Regions from separate parts of the Homo sapiens genome. Here region 1 is linked to region 2. A link is a loop called in an ENCODE intact Hi-C map of the cell type or tissue named here. Cell type or tissue: PC-3. All regions are shown on one strand. Each heading gives the region's core, and the rest is flanking DNA. Links, peaks and the distances in the headings are about the cores only.

Region 1 (8,255 bases), core at 2,876-6,875, 70 kb before region 2:
TGCAGTGGTGCGATCTTGGCTCACTGCAACCTCTGCCTCTTTGGTTCTAGCAGTTCTCTTGCCTCAGCCTCCCAAGTAGCTGGGACTACAGGCGCACACCGCCACGCCTGGCTAATTTTTTGTATTTTAGTAGAAACGGGGTTTCACCCTGTTGCCCAGGCTGATCTCGAACTCCTGAGTTCAGGCACTCCACCCGCCTCAGTCTCCCAAAGTGCTAGGATTACAGGCATGAACCACAGCACCTGGCCTGTACTTGGGGTTTTGATCCAATACCAATTTATTTTATGGCCCAGTTGTTTCAGTTTTGACCATCAGGAGCTCTTTCATCTGCCTCCTTTGCCCCTTTTACACAATCCCATCAATTTTCTTTTTTTTTTTTTTTTTTTTGAGACAGAGTCTCACTCTGTTGCCCAGGCTGGAGTGCAGTGGCACAATCTCAGCTCACTGCAACCTCCGCCTCCTGGGTTCAAGCAATTCTCGTGCCTCAGCCTCCTGAGTAGCTGGGATTACAGGCACCCGCCACCATGGCCAGCTAATTTTTGTATTTTTAGTAGAGATGGGGTTTCACCATGTTGGTCAGGCTTGTCTCGAACCCCTGACCTTGTGATTCACCCGCCTCAGCCTCCCAAAGTGCTGGGATTACAGGCGTGAGCCACCGCACCCGGCCAATCCCATCAATTTTCTTTTGTTTTGTTTTTAGGGCACTTCCTTACTTTGTGGCAGTACTGGATTCTCCAGGCTCATCTTATATATTTCCTGTCCTCCTAGATTCTGCCGTTTCACCAAGGAGCCCTGGTTTCTTTTATTGGAGAACGGTATTAGAAAGAACTTCTGGGTGCTAGGTATGCTTATTACTTGTAGGCCCTTGCAGTTAACAGAACAAGGTGGTAGATGAGTGTATACTAACACATGTATATATGTGTGTGTGTGTATATTATGCACCAATTGTAAATATTTATATGTAACCATCTGTATCTATTTAAACATGAGTTCATCCTGTCTCCCACTCTAATCCATTATCACAGGATCATTCTATCTTCCTTCCTTGACTATTTGTAAATTCCCACTCCAATAAGAAAATTTGGTCTAGCCATCTGCCAACTATTTACTTAATCGTTCAATGCCAATATACATGTATAGCTAGATTAGTATTGTTAGCCTCTGCTTTTGTGAGAAACAACTTTGTCAAGTAGAGACTAGTGCTTATATGAAGTTTCTTTTGCCTTTAGTTTTATAGATGCCCCTTATTTCCAAAGTTACTTAGGTTACACCTTTTCCTCCACCCAAGGTGGTCTCATATATTTGTAATATAGTTGGATTGTTTTATCATAATCTAGGATCCCCCAGCCTCCTGAGTAAGTGGTTTTTTTTAAAAATTTACATGTATTAAATTTCACTCTTTGATGCTGTGGGTTTTGACAAATGTGGGTTGTGAGCTTTGAGTCTTACCAGTTTTATAGAAAACCTTGGAATTTCTCACAGTGGCACTTGTCAGTATAAGCTGCGTGACTTGGATATGTCTATCATTTTGATTGTTTCAGACTGTCCTGGCTGGGCAAAGTGGGTCACACACGTAATCCCAGCACTTTGGGAGACCAAGGTGGGCGGATCACTTGAGGTCAGGAGTTTGAGACCAGCCTGGCCAACATGGTGAAACCCAGTCTCTACTAAAATACGAAAATTAGCTGGGTGTGGTGGTGTGTGCCTGTAGTCCCAGCTACTTGGGAGGCAGAGGTGAGAGAATCGCTTGAACCTGGAGGCAGAGGTTGCAGTGAGCAGAGATTGCACCATTGCACTCCAGCCTGGGCAACAGAGCGAGACTCCGTCTTAAAAAACAAAACAAAAACTTTCCCATCTTAAAATAAATGAGATTGTGTTTACTTTGCAGTAATTCATCAAGCTCTACTCTTAGGATGGTCACTTTTCTGTGTTACTTGGATTTTAAAATGCTTTAAAGAATTGAATGGTTTGGGCAAAATAGTTTAGGCTCTATCTTTAACTCTGAATCTATTTATCTTTCTAATTTTGAACTCCTTTTAATGTTTTTCTTCTGGGACTTACCACGATTAAAAGTTAGCATTTTTGTTTTGTTTTACTTTTTGGTTTTTCAGCTAGGCTTCTGACAGTATTGCACATTTACATAAAAGTGTAATTATGCCTTTGCTTAAGATTTGTTTTTATTTCAGTTAATTCGTCAGTGAAGAAAAATACATTTTATGCTCTACTCCCAACTAAGATGAACTGTCTTACAGATGGCTTTGTGCTTTTGGTCATAAGCAAGGCCATGTGAAAGTACGGTTCAGTGAAGTCTTTCAACACTGAACACCTCAAGAGTATACTTTGCAACCGTAAGTGAGTCATTAACATCCCTCGTCAGTAAGGTACTTTATGATCTTCATCAAAAAAGTACCGATATTGTTAAGGTGTCTACTAATGTGCCAGATGTACAAAGATAATATGGCTTAGTCTCTGCTCTCAAGTAGTGTACACTCTAATGGGGAAAAAAGGAAGTTAAAATGACATTTAGAAGTGGGTCATAGAGAGAGATGGTGAGAGAGAGATGGTGCTGTGTAAGTGAGCAGGCTTCCTGGTTGACACCTTTTGGGATTAGGAAGATTAAATGGTTCATAGTAAACTGAATGTTTTCAGAGCAGACCTATCTTGTTTAAGGGCCTTTAGCCATTACTTAGATGACATTTATGTAGCTCATCTCCATGTTTTATTAGTTGTTTGTTTAAATTATGTGAGTAATGAAAGGTGTAGTTGATTCTGGCTTACGTGTTTTAGATGACTTATAAATCCTAGAAAAAACATCACCTATCAGAATTAACTCAAGAATAATTTTTTTCTTTTTTTTTTTTTTTTTGAGACAGGGTTTGGTTCTGTTGCCCAGGTTGCAATACAGTGGTGTGATCTTGGCTCACTGCAACCTCTACCTCCTGGGCTCAAGTGATCCTCCCACTTCGGCCTCCTGAGTAGCTGAGACTACAAGTGTGCACCACCACACCCCACTAATTTTTGTATTTTTTGTAGAGATGGAGTTTGACCATGTTGCCCAGGCTGGTCTTGAACTCCTGAACTCAAGTGATCCACTTGCCTTGGCCTCCCAAAGTGCTGGGATTACAGGCATGAACTACTGCACCTGGCCTCAAGAAGAAATTTTAAAACTCGAGTAGTTGTATTAACAATAAAGAGGCTGGGCACGGTGGCTCATGCCTGTAATCCCAGCACTTTGGGAGGCCCAGGCAGATGGATCACCTGAGGTCGGGAGTTCGAGACCAGCCTGACCAACATGGAGAAACCCCGTCTTTGCGAAAAAATACAAAATTAGCCGGGCATGCTGGTGCATGCCTGTAATCCCAGCTACTTGGGAGGCTGAGGCAGGAGAATCGCTTGAACTCAGGAGGTGGAGGTTGCAGTGAGCCGAGATCGTGCCATTGCACTCCAGCCTGGGCAACAAGAGCGAAATTCCATCTCAAAACACACACAGACACACACAGACACACACACACACACACACACACACACACACACAAATTTGGGCACTGAAGTTCCATTTTACCTTTCTACCAAATAAAGCATTTTGCTGAATTTAAAACGTATGGTTCTCCATATGAAATTTTCGGCCAGGTGTGGTGGCTCACGCCTGTAATCCCAGCACTCTAGGAGACCGAGGTGGGCAGATCACCTGAGGTCAGGAGTTTGAGACCACCCTGGCCAGCATGGTGAAACCCTGTCTTTACTAAAAATACAAAAATTAGTTGGGCGTGGTGACGCATGCCTATAATCCCAGCTACTCTGGAGGCTGAGGTAGGAGAATCGCTCGAGTGAGTTCACTGCACTCCAGCCTAGGTGACAAAGCCAGACTCTCTCAAAAACAAAACAACAAAAAAAAGAAAGTATATTGATGGGTAGTTTGTGGAATACTTTATTTTTCCATTTTTAAATTTTTTCTGTTTTATTAAGGGAATCTTAATTGGGTAGCACACTAATGAGTTCACCATTTTTAAAAACTGCAGCTGGTATCTGTTATGAAATTTGGTATGCTTTATAAAATAGCTTCCTGAATTTGTCATAATAGCTCACAGTTTGCTAATAGCAACAATGGTTATGCCAAATTATTCTATTTCTAGGCTTTTTTTTTGGTCAAAACATAGACTGTCAATAATAAGGAGTCTCTAGATTATATGCTTCGTTAATGTAGAATTTAAAATATTAAACTGTGTACTTAAAAACAATTGGGTAAAAAATGTGTTTTTTAGTTTAGTTTTGTTTTGTCTTAAAGGTAATTCTGTTTTGTTGTTGTTGTTTTGGGACAGAGTCTTGCTCTGTTGCCCAAGCTGGAGTGCAGTGGCATGATATTGGCTCACTGCAGCCTCCACCTCTCGGGCTCAAGAGATCCTCCCACCTCAGCCTCCCAAGTAGCTGGGACAACAGGTTTGCACTACCATGCCTGGCTAACTTGTGTATTTTTTATAGAGACAGGGTCTCACTTTGTTGCTTTGGCTGGTCACGAACTCCTGGGCTCAAGCAATCTGCCTGTTTTGGCCTCTCAAAGTGTTGGGTTTACTGGTGTGAGCCACTGCACCCAGCTCTAAAGGTAATTCTGTAAGTGGCAAAGGATATCAGTTTAAGTTACAATAATTTGACAATGTTTAATCCCTTCACCTTCCCCAATTTTATTCTCTGAAATTCTACCTCTTCTTTATTTTTGTTGTTGTTTTTTGATTTTTTGAAACGGAGTCTTGCTGTGTCACCCAGGCTAGAGTGTAGTTGCGCGATCTTGGCTCACTGCAGCATCTAACTCCTGGGCTCAAGCGATGCTCGCACCTCAGACCCCCTGTAGCTGGGACTACAGGTGTGCGCCACCATGGCCAACTAATTTTTGTATTTTTTGTAGAGAAGGGTTTTGTCATGTTGCCCAGGCTGGTCTCAAATTCCTGGACTCAAGTTTTCTGCCTGCTTTGGCTTCCCAAAGTGCTTGGATTACAGGCATGAGTCACCACACTTGGCTTCTACCTAGTCTTTAGAGCTCAGCTGAAATGCTTGTCTGTGAACCTTCCTTATACTAGTTAGAAGCCATCTCTTTCTTTCTTGAACTGTTAAGGCTTCTTGTTTTGTCTCATAGGTCATTTATTATATAATGTTCTGTGTTGGTATTATTAATTTATGTGTCCTTGGCCCTTAGTGGGTCCATCTGTTTGACAGCAAATAGTGACATATCTTCTTTTTGTACCCTGTGTGGGATCTAAGCATAATATATTTTTTCTTTTTGTGTTTTTAATATTTGATAGCAGTCAAGCTTGCAATAAGCACGGTATTTTTACATATAGCAAATGTTTCATTGATATTTGTTGAATGCACGGAGTAAGGTAGAATTTTTTATTTTATCCTTTTTCTACTTTCTATAACTTTTTCATTTGAGTTGATAAAATGATAACCGTGGTATATTCATAAGAAGGCTTATTGTCTTAGATTGAATCACTTTATGATCTTCTTTAAATCTCTCATTCAACAGTATATTTTCAAGAGTAGCATTTAGTACTTAGCCTACATTAGTGCTGCTGAAGTGGTTCACTTTATGAGTTCATAATGACATCTGTTCAGGGTTGCTGCTTTGTCCCTAAAGCCTCAGAAGCCCTCATGCTGTGGGATGACTGTGGGTTCCTCCATTCAGTCCAGTCCCTTCTTCTTTTTATTTTTCTCTGCTCCTCCTTCTTGTCCCTTATTCTTTTTTTTTTTTTTTTTTTTTTTTGAGACAGAGTCTTGCTTTGTCACCTCACCCACCTTGGAGTGCAGTGGTACGATCTCGGCTCACTGCAATCTCCGCCTCCTGGGTTCAAGGGATTCTCCTGCCTCAGCCTCCTAAGTAGCTGGGATTACAGGTGCACACCACCACGCCTGGCTAATTTTTGTTTTTAGTAGGGGTCTCACCATATTGGCCAGGCTGGTCTCGAACTCCTGACCTCAAAAGATCCGCGCACCTCAGCCTCCCAAAGTGCTGGGATTACAGGCGTGAGCCACTGCGCCCGGCCCTGTCCCTTATTCTTTAGTTAGGTCTCAGTCCTTTATTTTATTATCTATCGGTAAGAAGTTCCCTTAATTACTTTTTTTGTTTGTTTGTTTGTTTTTGAGACGGAGTCTCGCACTGTCACCTGGGCTGGAGTACAGTGGCACGATCTTGGCTTACTGCAACCTCTGCCTCCCAGGTTCAAGCGATTCTCTGGCCTCAGCCTCCCGAGTAGCTGGGATTACAGGTGCCCACCACCACGCCCAGCTAATTTTTTGTATTTTTAGTAGAGATGGGGTTTCACCATGTTGGCCAGGCTGGTCTCAAACTCCTGACCTTGTGATTCCTCCGCCTTGGCCTCCCAAAGTGCTGGGATTACAGGCGTGAGCCACTGTGCCTGGCCAATTACATTTTTTAACCTTTTGAATTTGTGACAAATACGTTTGATTGCATTTTAAATGTTCAGCTTCCTTTTAGGTAAATGAAGTGTATTCCAACTTTAATAAAGATGTGTTTACCACAAGAGGATTGTCAGATGTCTAGTTGAATAGAAACCAAAGGCAAAAAACTAATCAAATATTGCCCTCAAATCTGGCAATGGCTTTTAAATGCATAGCAGTTTCATTCCCATGTTGAAATTCTTTTGAGTTGATTCTTTCTAGGTTACGGATTTTCTCCAATGAATTCAGAGTAGTTTCTTGATATCTACTATCTTTACAAAATCTTCCTGAAGTAAGTGGGGAACTTTCATTACTTAGGGAGGTTTTTGTTTCTTACTCTGTGTGACTTATGCTAGGTTTCACAGCATTAAAGCTAGAAACAGTGGCCACATCTTCCAGTCTCAAAATCTTAACCTTAATTTATACCTCAGAAGGGTAAGGCATTCAGACTTTAGAAACTGATTTGTGTTTAGTTATATGTAGCATAGTTTTTTTTTTAGTTTTTAAAATTTTTTTTGTATTTTGAGACAGAGTCTCGCTCTGTTGCCCAGGCTGGAGTACAGTGGTGCGATCTCAGCTCACTGCAACCTCCGCCTCCCAGGTTCAAGCAATTCTCCTGCCTCAGCCTCCTGAGTAGCTGGGATTACAGGCATGCGCCTGCACGCCCAGCTAATTTTTGTATTTTTAGTAGAGACGGGGTTTCCCCATGTTGGTCAGGCTGGTCTTGAACTCCTGACCTCATGATCCACCCACCTCAGCCTCCCAAAGTGCTGGGATTACAGGTGTGAGCCATCACGCCTGGCCTAGTATAGTAGTTTTTCGGAAGAAAAAGATACTACTGGGCCAAATAAATAGTTTCCTCTCTGGCAGCAGACTCTCAGGCCAGTATATATACCTTAAAAGGTACAAAATTCCATAAACCAGAGATTTGTATTAATTCTGACCAATAAAATATTTTGACAACATCTAGTAACATATAAAGGTAGGATCTACCATTTTCTGGATATACTAATGATGTAATTTTTTTTACATGTCCCAGGTAGCTGGGATTACAGGCGCCTGCCACCACGCCTGACTAATTTTTGGTGTTTTTAGTAGAGACAGGGTTTCGCCATGTTGGCTAGGCTGGTCTTGAGCTCCCGTCCTCAGGTGATCCACCCACCTCGGACTCCCAAATTGCTGGGATTACAGGCGTGAGCCACCACGCCTGGCCTAATGATGTAATTTCTATTATAAAATAACTACTGGGCACAGTGACTTATACCTGTATTCCCAGCACTTTGGAACATTGGGACAGGAGGATCACTTGAGCCTAGGAGTTCAAGGCTGCAGTGAACTATAATTGTGCCACTGCACTCTAGCCTGGGCGACAGAGCAGAACCCTATCTTTAAAAAAAAAAAAAAAACCCTTGCGAGCTCAGCACAAAGGTGTTCTGAGTAGACATGTCAATAAACCTTACACTCATTTGAATGCCTAGTACTAAGAAGACAAAGATGCCTAGGCCAATGGTCCTGCCTCCAGGGAGTTCAGATTCCAGTACATTCATTCAGTCACGTTGGGGAAGCTGAGAAGGTGTAACACAAATGTGAAGGGTGAGAAGGACTTCTTTTAAACAGTTTCATGAAAATTACATTCATTGAGTTAGTATGCTTACGTGTGAAAAGTTTGTAGGGCTTCTTTTGGCATGAAAACAAGAAAAACTCAGAGTTTCAAAATGCCTCTATATCCTTGGGGGAATATGAGTGATGATTTTATTACCTAATCATGGAAGTGAAAAAGAAGGGCTATGCAAATTGGTGTTGGG
Region 2 (8,255 bases), core at 2,220-6,219:
AATGCAGGGAGTCCCCATCACTACAAAAAATTTAAAAATTAGTCGGGCATGGTGGTGCTTGCCTGTATTCCTAGCTATTTGGGAGGTTAAAGTGGGAGGATCCCTTGAGCCCAGGAGGTTGAGGCTGCAGTGAGCCGTAATTGTGCCACTGCACTCCAGCCTGGGCAACAGCAAGACCCTGTCTCAAAAAAAAAAAAAGGAAGAAGAAATGAAAAATAGCTGATGCCACATGGTGTTCTTAGATGCTCACCCTGTACTCTTCAGGACTGATGCCTTCTCAGTAAATCGTATTGTTCCCCTAAGTGAGATCACAAGAAAGACAGTCCTCTGCTCTACCTTCTCAACCTTGAGACTTTGTAAGTGACACCATTAAAGCAGTCTGAGCAGGGCTTTTCAAACAGTGTTCTGTAATGTGCTACTGAAAGAGGAAGCAAAGCTCTCCACCTAGATTGGAGCATCTCGACTGCTGTCAGGTTAATGTAGTGTTGGGATTTCTTCTGCTTAAGATATCCTTTGAAAAATGAGTCCTGCAGCTTTAACCAAAAAGAAAAAAAAAAGATTTTAAAAAAAAAAGTATTCTCAGCGAGGCATGGTGGCTCACGCCTGTAATCCCAGCACTTTGGGAGGCCAAAGCGGGTAGATCACCTGAGGTCAGGAGTTTGAGACCAGCCTGGCCAACATGGTGAAACCCCATCTCAACTAAAAATGCAACAATTAGCTGGGCATGATGGCAGATGCCTGTAATCCCAGCTACTCAGGAGGCTAAGGCAGGAAAATCACTTGAACCCAGGAGGTGGAGGTTGCAGTGAGCCGAGATTGCATCATTGCACTCCAGCCTGGGTGACAAAGCGAGACTCCACCTCCAAAGGAAAAAAAAAGTATTCTGGTATTTACTGACACCTGGATATTGGGACAAGTTACTTTGGTCTTGAGGAAACTAAAGGTGACATGTAGAGTGAGGGATGGGGAAAAATAGCAATTGTTATTTCAAAGACAATAGATTTTGAAAAATTATGCTCCTGTAAGACATTTGTTATCTCTAAAGTTTTCCAGCATAAGCCAAAGTGTTTTTTTTCAGAATTTGGTCAGTGTAGCCCAGAGGTCCAGTCTAGATGGTGTTTGGTGTAAGACTTATGGTTTCACTGGAATTCCTTCACACCAATCCTTGAAGGTCTGCCCCATTTGTGCTAGGCTGAGGCTATCTGGTTATGTGAAGCCCATAGCTAGGGGCCTGGAGGTCCCTATGTTAAAATTTGACTCACGGGACAAATAAGAACTGCCTCCTGCCTCCTTTTCTTACCTGTGTTTTGTAACGAGTTATTTTTAAGTTGCATCCAGACATCCAGCCTCTATGTATACTTCTCCCTGGTCCTCTACATTCTTTCTTTTCTTTGTGACCTCTGTTAAGTTTGTTAAAGGGATGGGAAGGGGTGCTCATTTGTTGAGCACTTTCTATGTGCCAGGCATTATGTTAGGTGCTTTGAATATACTATTTAATACTCAAAACAGCCTTATGAGATAGGTACTCTCATCCCTAATTTTAGGTGAGCAAATTATAAACATGAGAGAGGCTAAGTAACTTTTCTCTAACTCATATTTCTCTGTTAATAATAAAAGACGTGTGAATTAGTGATGATTTTCTCTCAGACTCAAACCCAGTTTTCTTTCCACCTTTCCTCTACACTTTGTAGTATTAGTTCCCCTTTTGTTGCTCTTCCAGGGAAAGGTGATCTATGGATAGCCTAACTACGGATTGTTGTGAGATCCTGAATGCTAACCATGGTGTTACTGACTTTCCCTAGGGTCCTATCCTTCCCCCAAAGCTGGAGCAACTCTGGTCGTGTACAAGGACTTGCTAGTGCTGTTTGGTGGCTGGACGCGGCCAAGCCCTTATCCCCTACACCAGCCAGAGAGATTCTTTGATGAAATACACACTTACTCACCCTCTAAAAATTGGTAAGTCACAAAGATAAACTCTTTAAATCTGGAAGAAAAGGCCTTAAATCAGTGGATTCTTTGTTTTTTTGTGTCAAGAGTCCCTTTGAGAATTAGATGGAAAGCTGTGGACTCTTTTCCCAGGAGGGGAAAAATGCACATATTCACAGATTTTACCAACAGTTTCAGAGAGTTTACAGGACTCTCTTAGAACCCTGCATTTAGAATCCTTATTCTAAAGAGAAAAAATAGAAGAGATTTATTCCTCTTTCAAGAAAAATGAATGAGCCAGTTGAAGAACAGCGAGCTCTTCAGCTTTGGCTGCTAACACTCCAGGAGTGTTGTAGATCCAGATGATTCCTTACTCCTAACTGTGTCTCCAAGACTTACTCTGAATTGTTTTTCAAACATATATCTCTTAATGACAGCAACCGCCGTTTCTTGTAATGGAAGACTTAGTACGTGGCGCTTGTTAGCTGTTACTGATCAGGACCATAGGGAAAGGTAGCAGGTGGCAGGTGGTGCTTTGTCAGCAAACCAGGCCAAAGAAGCCATGATCTTGTCTCTTGTCATCGTTTTCTCATCTCTCTCCCTCCAGACCGTTTACATTCAGAACTTGAAAGAAGATAACTTTAAGCAAACTTGTAGGAAAGGCATAAATACATTATGCCATCCTCTACTTATTATCCCAACAAATCTCTGCTGAAAGTGATAGGATTATCATTTTAAATGGATGCCTACTTACTATTTTTACATAAAGTGTGTGGTGCTGACTTCTTGACTTCCTCCTGTCTTTTTACATTAGGTGGAACTGCATTGTGACAACCCATGGGCCACCTCCCATGGCTGGCCACTCCTCCTGTGTGATAGATGATAAAATGATTGTCTTTGGTGGCTCTTTAGGATCCCGGCAAATGTAAGTACATTTGGTTTGCTCCATATGAGCCTGAAGGTAAATACTCCTGGGAATAACAGGTTTAAAAGTGAATTAGGGACCAGGTGCCTAATTCACACCTGTAATCCCAGCATTTTGGGAGGCCAAGGTGGGTGGATCACCTGAGGTCAGGAGTTTGTGACCAGCATGGCGAACATGGCGAAGCCCCATCTCTACTAAAAATACAAAAATTAGCCGGGCATGGTGGCACACACCTGTAGTCCCAGTTACTTGGGAGACTAAGGCAGGAGAATCGCTTGAACCTGGGAAGTGGCGATTGCAGTGAGCCAAGATCACCCCATTGCATTCCAGCCTGGGCAACAGATCGAGACTCTTAAGGAAAAAAAAAAAAAAAGTAAGTTAGGGTCAGTATTCCTGAGCATGGCTCTAATTAATCCAATTAGTTATCTCATCCTAGCATTCTGTTCTTTAATCCCTTAATCACAGACCAATAAATTGAAAAATTTGCTCTATAAAATCATAGTTATATAGAATCTCTTTGACATATGGTTCTATTCAGTAGGATCAAATTCTGATGGAACCTCCACCTTGCCTGCTGTGCTGTGCCTGCAGAAGGCCAACTTTCGAGAACAGAATGCTTTTACTTATTCTACTTTATTACCCAGCTCTTGCCCTTTTGGGCTTTAGAGGAGAAGAGGGGGAGATTGACAGGACAAGTGGAAATGGTGGGCCCTCCAAATGTGATAGGTTGGTTGAGCCACATGTAAAGGGCATGAAAAGAAAGAAAGAAGGAAAGAAAAGAAAAAAACAAATGGGATGGGTTGTGGAATGGGTAGGAACAGGAAAACTGTGTCAGGCATGACATTTCTGTGAGGTCATTGTCCCTACCTCCTGTCCTGTCCACTTCTGGCCATACTGGACAGCTCAAGCCATAGTCAGGAGCCAGAGCATTCCATCTGTATCACTGTCTGATTCAGCGGTAGCAGCAGTTGTGGTCATTCCCCCTGTGCTCTGAAGTGGAAGTTGATGAGCTGTCAGCAGCAAGACCATCCCACACCTGTCCTCCCTTAGGGCATTTCCATCTTCATATTTTAAAACAGTTATGGAGAGAGATTATAGGAGCTACTCTCCCAATGAGAGAGTTTAGGATTTCAGATATTGGAACTATTATTCCTGTATTTTTGTGGGTGAATCAATGACCTTAAGTGACCATGAAAGAGAGACTGCCATCCAGGAGTCTGTCCTCGTCATGTTGGTCCCTTGAGGGTTAGAGATGCCAGTCTGTCCTTGATAAAACTGCAGCTTTCATTAGTCATTGTGCAATTACTTTTTGTAGCCAGAATCGATAAAGCTTTTAACTCCTGGACAATGATGAAGCTGCCTTTTGAATCGTTTTTTCTCTTCTTTGTGGTTTTTGCTTTTGAAAACTGTAGCTTAACCAGTGTCTATTTCCTGCTGTCACCAATTAACTATTTTTTAATCATCTGCTTTTACTTCAGTTAATAGATGGTTAAAAAAATAATCTCATTAGGCACTAGTGTCTGGCCGCAGACGTGGCTCAGATGAGGCCTCGTGGAAAGAGCAGAGGGAGGGTCTCAGGATGACTTCTAGGGAAAGTAGGGGAAGAAAGATACAGCCTAAGTGCTAAGTAGGAGCATAACACTTTGCTGCGCATCTTTATAAAGGTCCCTTCATTTTATATCAGCTCCTCAGACAGTAGTAACAGTATTTTCATTTTAGAGATAAAGTCAGAGTTAGAGAAAATTAAGTGACTTGTTCAGGCTACAGAGCTGGGATTCAGCAACATGGTCTCTTTCTGGTTCAGAAGCCCCTGAACTCTGAGTAGGGCATCTCTAAAACCTGCTCCAGCCCACACAGTCTGTGAAAGTGAAAATGGTGCAAGTTTGCCAGATGGGCCACAGGCATGTGGAACTCCCCAGCCACCATTATGGTCCCTGGGAGCTCCTAACTACCTTTATCCTTCTGTCCTTAATTCACAGGAGCAATGATGTCTGGGTCCTTGACCTTGAGCAGTGGGCGTGGTCCAAGCCGAACATCTCTGGCCCCAGTCCTCATCCTCGAGGTGGCCAATCTCAGGTGCTCAGGAATTAAAATAACTATTCAGCAAACACTGTAGCGTCTTTCAGTTAGGACGGGAGAGGGAGGAGGGAGTCAGGTAAGATGCCAATATGCACTAAGCCAAAGAAAATGTATCATTCTTTTTTACTGGTATTTATTTTTCAACTTCTAATGGGTCATATTATTTATAGTGGTTTTATATTATGCTCCTCCCCAAAGCATTTACTTTGCTGTGTCATTTCTCAAGAGAATCCTGCATTTTATGTGGTTGACATTCATGTTAATATTTGATCAACAAAGAATGTATCCTTTCAGGTGAATTATCAGTAATTTATTCACAGGGATCAGAATTGATATGTTTTTAGGAGAATGGAGAGGTTATGGTAACTAGAATATTCCCATTTGGGAGCTAGGTAGGCTATTCTCATATACCAGTGAAGCATAGAAAGTCAGAAACCTGTGTCTTTGTAGGTTTATTTTCAATGTCTTCCCCTCCTCAGATTGTCATAGATGATGCAACTATCTTAATCCTCGGAGGGTGTGGCGGTCCCAATGCTGTGAGTATTGCTTCTGTGGCATTCCCATGTGCATGCTACTAAGTGTTCAAAACCTGTTTCCCCTGTCTTCTTTTCTAGGAGTATACAAGACTATTTCCATGGCATTTTAATTTAAGGAATGCTTTTTGGGTATAGCCTTTGTATTTTCTGGCCTTTGTTTCTGCTTTTTTTTAGGGTTGTGGGGGGATCCTTTTAATCATAGATATTTGTCTCTTGAATATTCATATCTATATTCTTCCCATTCCTATTTCCTTTTTAGGCTATAAAGTTTACTGCTATCATATTTTCAAAGGGGAGAGGGCAGTGGAACAAAAAAGCAGGTTGATAACTGTCAGAGTTCACACAGTATTTAAGAAAGCAGATTCAGAAAGTTGTGGATATGTATTATTTATCCTCTCCTTCAATCCCCAATACATACACATAAAATTATGGGCAAGTGTCAAAACCACTCAGTTGATTCATGGGTCACAAGCACAATTCCATGTGCTAAGCCAGTGGTAATATATGAATGAATGAAAGCGTAAGTGGATGCATGCACAACTGAATAATTAACTGAGGATTTTGCTATCCTTCTGAAGAGTCCACATCCTTTCAAGACCAGACAGGAGAGCTTTGAGACTGCAACTCTGTGTGTGTGTGTTTTGGAACGCATATCACACCTGAGTCTTGTTATTGGTTTTTTCTCTTACAGCTATTCAAGGATGCTTGGTTGTTGCACATGCATTCTGGTCCTTGGGCCTGGCAGCCACTCAAGGTAGAAAATGAAGAGCATGGGGCCCCAGAACTGTGGTGCCATCCAGCTTGCCGGGTAAGCAGGGAGCTGACAGGCTAGCAGGAGGACAGGTCCTAAATTGTGGAAAACCACATTACTTTGTCAGGTTACAAAGAAATTTGTACAAAAATAGAAAACACCTTGGTGTCACAAAAGAGGTGAACATTAGCCATAGCTCCTTTGGCATTTCTCACTAAATGGGAAAACTTACAGGGGCCCTACTCATTCAGTAAGTCCCAACTTTAAGCATCTGTTTGTCTGTGAAACTTTCCCTTCTCCTTCTAACAAAAATTGATTGTTCCCTTCTCCCCACCCCTTCTGTATACATATCTCTAATGATAGCATATGTCACACAAAGCAGCGATTGTTCCCATGTCTGACTTCTAGCCTAGAGGGCAGACTACATCATTTTCATCTTCATATCTCAGGTACCTACAAAATGTCTGGCACATGACAGATGCTCATGATAAAATGTTTGACAGTTGAATGAACAATCAGAATCATAGAAGAGTGTGAGCACTGGTCCTTTGTCTTCCAGGTGGGACAGTGTGTGGTGGTCTTCAGCCAGGCTCCTAGTGGGAGAGCCCCACTCAGCCCCAGTTTGAACTCTCGCCCATCACCTATCAGTGCCACTCCTCCAGCTCTCGTTCCTGAAACCCGAGAGTACCGCTCTCAGTCTCCAGTAAGAAGCATGGATGAAGCTCCTTGTGTTAACGGCCGCTGGGGAACACTGAGACCCAGGGCTCAAAGGCAGACTCCTTCAGGTTCCCGGGAAGGGAGCCTTTCCCCAGCCAGAGGAGACGGCTCTCCTATCCTCAATGGTGGGAGTTTGTCTCCAGGAACGGCAGCTGTGGGTGGCTCTTCTTTGGACAGTCCTGTACAGGCCATATCTCCAAGTACTCCATCTGCTCCTGAAGGATACGACCTGAAAATAGGACTTTCTTTGGCCCCCCGACGAGGATCACTACCAGATCAGAAAGATCTGAGATTAGGATCCATAGATCTGAATTGGGATCTGAAACCCGCTTCCAGTAGTAATCCCATGGATGGCATGGACAATAGGACAGTTGGGGGAAGTATGAGACACCCTCCTGAACAGACAAATGGTGTGCATACCCCACCTCACGTGGCCAGTGCCCTTGCAGGGGCCGTCTCCCCAGGTGCCCTGCGTCGGAGTCTGGAAGCCATCAAAGCGATGTCCTCCAAAGGCCCCTCGGCCTCTGCAGCACTAAGTCCTCCTCTTGGGTCTTCTCCAGGCTCTCCTGGGAGCCAGAGTTTGAGCAGTGGAGAAACAGTGCCCATCCCTCGCCCAGGGCCTGCCCAAGGAGATGGACATTCCTTACCTCCCATTGCTCGCCGCCTGGGCCACCACCCTCCACAGTCCCTAAATGTTGGCAAACCCCTATACCAGAGTATGAACTGCAAGCCCATGCAGATGTACGTGCTGGACATTAAAGACACCAAGGAGAAGGGGCGGGTCAAATGGAAAGTATTTAATAGCAGTTCTGTGGTTGGACCTCCTGAAACCAGCCTGCATACCGTGGTACAAGGCAGGGGTGAACTCATCATATTTGGAGGACTCATGGACAAGAAACAGAATGTGAAGTACTATCCAAAAACAAACGCCTTGTACTTTGTACGAGCAAAGAGATAATGTGTTCTAAACCCCTTTCCTTTTCTGTGGCTTTTAATTTGGAATTTTCCAGTGTGTAAGCATTTGGACTGAGAATTGGGAAAACAAAATTACTCCCAGAAGCCAAAACTCTTTAATTCCCAACCGAAGTCACTCCAGGCTGGGATCAAATCTCCATTAAGAAAAAAAATTATATATAAATATATATATATATATTATATAGCCAACTCTGTTGACAAAAAAAGGGAGAGATTTCCATCCTGGTTCAGATAAAGTTGTTGCTGTGTTTTAACAGGGGCTGGGCTGCCTTTTTCTACCTTGCTGGTAACTAGACCAAGAAGTTAGAGAATAGACTAACATCAGTAACTTCCCAAAAGAAACTGA

The links. Peaks named below come from ENCODE experiments on the same cell type or tissue, not always from the same donor. Only the 100,000 strongest peaks of a DNase experiment are listed, where the experiment ranks them.
Region 1: it touches region 2 in a loop (3-fold over the local background); 3 of 110 quality-filtered maps call a loop at or near these places.

The regions. Positions count from the first base shown.
Region 1 is chr1:16,321,295-16,329,549 of GRCh38, reverse strand. The region is part of intron 1 of FBXO42 (F-box protein 42); the gene reads left to right. Among named protein-coding and RNA genes, the nearest start is that of FBXO42, 27 kb to the left of the region's middle. In PC-3, for the core only: no CTCF peak of the experiment used is centred there; a DNase peak (open chromatin) is centred at 4,979.
Region 2 is chr1:16,250,307-16,258,561 of GRCh38, reverse strand. It overlaps FBXO42 (F-box protein 42), which reads left to right. Exons shown (of 10, transcript NM_018994.3): 5 at 1,803-1,956; 6 at 2,741-2,851; 7 at 4,831-4,927; 8 at 5,410-5,466; 9 at 6,158-6,274; 10 at 6,777-8,255. The coding sequence ends at 7,892. Among named protein-coding and RNA genes, the nearest start is that of CPLANE2, 17 kb to the right of the region's middle. In PC-3, for the core only: no CTCF peak of the experiment used is centred there; a DNase peak (open chromatin) is centred at 3,821; H3K27ac peaks cover 2,969 bases.